2 separate regions of the Homo sapiens genome follow, and region 1 is linked to region 2. Evidence: read pairs that join two places in POLR2A ChIA-PET (ENCODE). Cell type or tissue: GM12878. All regions are shown on one strand.

Region 1 (2,500 bases), 840 kb before region 2:
AACCAATGCTGTTTCAGCTCTTATGTCTGGAAACAGCCAAGTGCCAACCGGCTTGGTGGAGGGTCAGGGTGGCAGCCCCTGCCCTCTCAGCACCTGGGTTCTTGTCCAATGTCCAGGAAGAATCAGGTCACATGAACCATTTGAAAGGGGATGCATGTGGAGGAATTTATTGGGTGGTGGGTGGCTCTCAGCAGAAACGGAGGCTGGAAACGGAAGGGGATGATGGGAAGGGGATCTTTCCCTGAAGCCCAGCCATCTCCAGCCAGGCCCCTCTCCACAAAGCTGCACCATCTGAAGTTAGCTGCGTCTGTCCACAGTCTCTGATGCTCAGTTGCTTCTCTGATTGCCGCTCAGCTGCTTCTGTTGCTCTGCCGGCTGAAGTCTTTTTGGGGCACAAGATAGGGGCGGGGCAGGCCAAAAAGGCAACATTTGGGTGGAAAAACGGGGTAAGCTGTTTCACTTAGGGCCACAGTTCCAGGATTCAGCGGGGGGTTTAGCTGGGAGCCCAGCCCTTCTGTATCAAGGAGACTGAAGCCCAAACACAACCCAACAGCATTGTTGAAAGTCATGCTGAAAGTTGGGGAGGATGTTTCTGCTCACTTCAAGAGAAAGACGAGTCAAAGCATGGGAGTGGAAATGACAAACTCTAGTGCTTTGGTACACTACACTCCTCCTCACTTCTGGGCCGTCATCAGTGTTCTTCCCTAGTTAGAAGGCCACCTTCTTTTTCACCACTCAATTAAATCTATCCACCAAGGTCAACAGAAGATCCACCCCTAAAGATATAATTCCACCATTAATCCATCAACACAGCCCTCTTCTCTGGAGCTCACATCACTACCACACAAGTCAACATATTTAAACACATAACGTAATTGTTTATTGAGTGTTTCACATAAATAATCATACTCCCTACATCCAAAACTTCTGAAGAACCAGAACCATGGTACTCCCTATGCAAAGCACTGTCTGATGCATTAAGTAGATTCATGCATCACTAAACGGCCAGGACACATTCTGAGAAATGTGTCATTAGGCAATTTCTTTGATGTGCCACCATCATAGAGTATGCTTACATAAACCTAGAGGGTGTAGCCTATTCCTCCTAGGCTGCAAACCTGTACATGTTATTATACTGAATATTACAGGCAATTCTAACACAATAGTATTTGTGTAGCTAAACCTAAAAAAGGTACAGTAAAAATATGATATAAAAGATAAAATGTGGGCTGGGCACAGTGGCTCACCCCTGTAATCCCAGCACTTTGGGAGGCCGAGGCGGGCAGATCATGGGGTCAGGAGATCGAGACCATCCTGGCTAACACGGTGAAACCCCGTCTCTACTAAAAATATAAAAAATTAACCGGGCGTGGTGGCAGGCGCCTGTAGTCCCAGCTACTCAGGAGGCTGAGGCAGGAGAATGGCATGAACCCGGGAGGTGGAGGTTGCAGTGAGCCAAGATCGCGCCACTGCACTCCGGCCTGGGAGACAAAGCAAGACTCTCAAAAAAAAAAAAAAAAAAAAAATTACCATGAACTTACACGTAGACTCATGGACCAGAATAAAGAGCTGAGAGAGAGACTCCTGTGTTTACTGAATTTTTTTTTTTCCAAGACGGAGTTTTGCTCTTGTTGCCCAGGCTGAAGTGCAATAGCGCAATCTCAGCTCACTGCAACCTGTGCCTCCTGGGTTGAAGCGATTCTCCTGCCTCAGCTTCCCAAGTAGCTGGGACTACAGGCGTGCACCACTACACACCAGGCTAATTTTGTATTTTTAGTACAGATGGGGTTTCACCATGTTCACCAAACCGAAATTTAATATATATTCAAGCGGGCTCAACAAGTCAATGAGGGAGAGGCTAACTCTTTGATGATGCTGGAAAAACCAGCTTACTTTTGGAGTAACAAAATTTCATGTCTCCCTAACACTTAAACAAAGGTGGCCTTCAGATGAATTAACGACTTAGTGTGACAAGGAAAACTACAAAAGAAAGGAATGTTAGAGAATATTTTTGAGACAGCGAGGGAAGTAATCATATCAGTTTATCACGTTACATATAAGGCCTTTTTTTCCTGAGACAAGCTCTCACTCTGTCACCCAGGCTGGAGTACAGTGGTGTAATCACAGCTCACTGCAGCCTCAAACTCCCCGGCTAGCAATCCTCCCACCTCAGCCTCCCAAGTACCTGATGTGTCTGGAATTGGTGGGTTCTTGGTCTCACTGACTTCAAGAATGAAGCCGTGGACCCTCGCAGCGAGTGTTACAGTTCTTAAAAGTGGCGTGTCCGCAGGTTGTTCCTTCTGATGTTCAGATGTGTTTGGAGTTTCTTCCTTCTGGTGGGTTCGTGGTCTCGCTGGCTCAGGAGTGAAGCTGCAGACCTTGGCGGTGAGCGTTACAGCTCTTAAGGTGGCACGTCTGCAGTTGTTGTTCCTCCGGCTGGGTTCGTGGTCTCGCTGGCTGCAGACCTTCGCGGTGAGTGTCATAGCTCATAAAGGCAGTG
Region 2 (2,500 bases):
GCGCCCAAGAGCTGAGGGGCAGGGAGGGCAAGGCAGAAAGGGGAGCCTCCCCAGATGAAGTGCCCCCTACCCAGCGGCGCCTGGGCGCAGGCCTCCTTTGTGTCACCGCCACCACTGAACCTTCGCGAGTCGGCGGCAATCGCTGGTGCTGGGTTCCGCAGAGCCCGGGCTCTGTCGCCCCCTCGCGGCCGGAGCCGGTCTGGGCGGCGTCGGGGAAATCCCGAAAAGCCTGCGGGGAAGAAGCTGAACGGGGGCGGGACCCGGGCGCGGTGAGCCCATTCATTCCCCGAGGGCTGGGAAAGTCTCCACCAGGAGACGGAATCCCTGGGATGTCCCCAACGCTGGGCCCTGCCTCCCTAGGCCCAGGTAACAGGCATTTTCTAAGACAGTTCAGGGACACGGAGGCACCCCGCTGGAAGAGCCGGTGGGCTCCCGGGTGGGGTACGGGCCGGGTGGGAGTCAGTATCACCAGCGGGCTTCGCTGGATTGATTGTTTTTATTTATTTATTTTTAAATATTTATTTATTTATTTTTGAGACGGAGTTTCGCTCTGTCGCTCACGCTGGAGTTCAGTGGCACGATCTTGGCTCACTGCAACCTCTGCCTCCCCGGCTCAAGCAAGCCTCCTGCCTCAGCCTCCCCAGTAGCTAAGATTACAGGCGCCCACCACACACCCGGCTAATCTTTGTATTTTTGGTAGAGATGAGGTTTCACCAGGCAGACCTCAGTTGATCCGCCTGCCTCAGCCTTCCGCAGTGCTGCGATAACAGGCAGGAGCCACCGCGCCCGGCCTGTATTGATTGTTTTTAGTTTGAGCTGCGCTCCTCCCTTGGCAATGTGAGGAAGACCAGCTCTGCCAGCCGGGCTGTAGGGCTGGTGCGGGCACCGGCTTGGCCTCACAGAGCCTCAGGGACTCCCCTCGTAAATGAGGCTGACATCCACATATGGGTGGTTGCACCTAGCACTGCACAGGACGGATGTGAGCACCAGGCTGCTACAAATACAGATATGACTTTCACATGCCCAAGGTTAAACTCCCAGTCAATGTTTGCTGAGGCGAAACCTAGAGCTTCCTGGCCAAAGGATAATAATTAATGTCTGGGGAGCCCACACATGGGGACCTGTCTCCAACGAGATGGGGGTGGCTTTAGGGCATCCAAGAGGCATTTCAAGGAGAATCAAGGGGCAGCCAGGTATTGTTAATGGTGGCCAGGTCAGGATCCAGTCTGGCAGGGTCTTGGATTCAAGGTTAAACCCAGTTCTAAATTTGGGACTTATCCCCAGGCTCGCCCCCAGGCTTTTACTATGTAGACATATATATTCCTACACACATTAGGTACGGTTTTGTATATTTCCAAACAATATACAGGCATAATAGTGTAGGCATCTTTCTGCAACTTTGTTCATGCAGCGTTGTGATTCACACATGTTGATACCGTTCCTCTAGTCTAGTCCACTGATTTTCACTGATGCATGGTATTCTATGGTATTCTACAGCTTATATCTCCTTTTTTTGCATGATTGACATTTGGATAGTTTCCAATTTTCCTATGGTACAAAAGATGCTGCATTTGTGAACAGTTCCTGAGCATGGGATTAAGAGTTTCTCCAAGGTAAACCCAGGAGTGGAATTGCTGGGTGGGAGAGGTATGTGAACTTCAACTTCCTTCATCTGCCCAAATTGCTCTCCAGAGTCATTGCACTGATTTACATTTTTCCTTCCTTCCTTCCTTCATTCCTTCCTTCCTTTTTTTGAGATAGGGTCTTAGTCTGTCACTCAGGCTGGAGTGCAGTGGTGTGAACATGGCTCACTGCAGCCTTGACCTCCTGGGCTCAAGCTTTTTTTCCCACCTCAACCTCCTAAGTAACTGGGACCACAGCTGTGTGGTGTGCCACTGTGCCCAGCTAATTAAAAAAAATAAATTATAGAGACAGGGTCTCACCACATTGCCTAGGCTGGTTTGAAACTTCAGCCTCAAATGATCCTCCTATTTTGGCCTCCTAAAGTGGTGGGATTACAGGCATGAGCCACCACACCTAGTTCCAACTGATATTTTCATCAATAGTACGTGGGTGTTCCAGCTGATCAACACCACCACTTGGTATTGCCAGAATTAAGCTGTTAGTCTGTTGAGTGGGAACCAATATGCTGATGTGGATTTAATTTGCATTTCCTGATTACTAATGTAGCTATCTTTTAATTAGGTTTTTTGGTCATTTCAGTTTCCTCTTCTGTAAATTCCTTGTTCATATCTTTTTTTTTTTTGAGACGGAGTTTCACTCTGTCGCCCAGGTTGGAGTGTAGTGGCACGATCTCGGCTCACTGCAAGTTCTGCCTCCTGGGCTCAAGTGATCCTCATGCCTCAGCCTCCTGAGTAGCTGGGACTACAGGCCAAACCACCATGCCAAGCTAATTTTTTGTATTTTTTGGTAGAGATGGGGTTTAATTTTTTGTATTTTTGGTAGAGACGGGGTTTTACCATGTTTCCCAGGCTGGTCT

What was found. ChIA-PET counts read pairs that join two places held together with the same protein. Peaks named below come from ENCODE experiments on the same cell type or tissue, not always from the same donor. Only the 100,000 strongest peaks of a DNase experiment are listed, where the experiment ranks them.
Region 1: POLR2A ChIA-PET joins it to region 2 with 13 read pairs; 3 of 35 experiments call an interaction of 5 or more read pairs at or near these places.

What each region holds. Positions count from the first base shown.
Region 1 is chr22:23,013,908-23,016,407 of GRCh38, forward strand. No RefSeq gene overlaps it. Among named protein-coding and RNA genes, the nearest start is that of GNAZ, 55 kb to the right of the region's middle. In GM12878, no CTCF peak of the experiment used is centred here; no DNase peak of the experiment used is centred here.
Region 2 is chr22:23,849,530-23,852,029 of GRCh38, forward strand. No RefSeq gene overlaps it. Among named protein-coding and RNA genes, the nearest start is that of SLC2A11, 7.1 kb to the right of the region's middle. RefSeq lists an enhancer at 1-518. In GM12878, a CTCF peak has its summit at 177 (motif pointing left); a DNase peak (open chromatin) is centred at 972; H3K4me3 peaks cover 262 bases.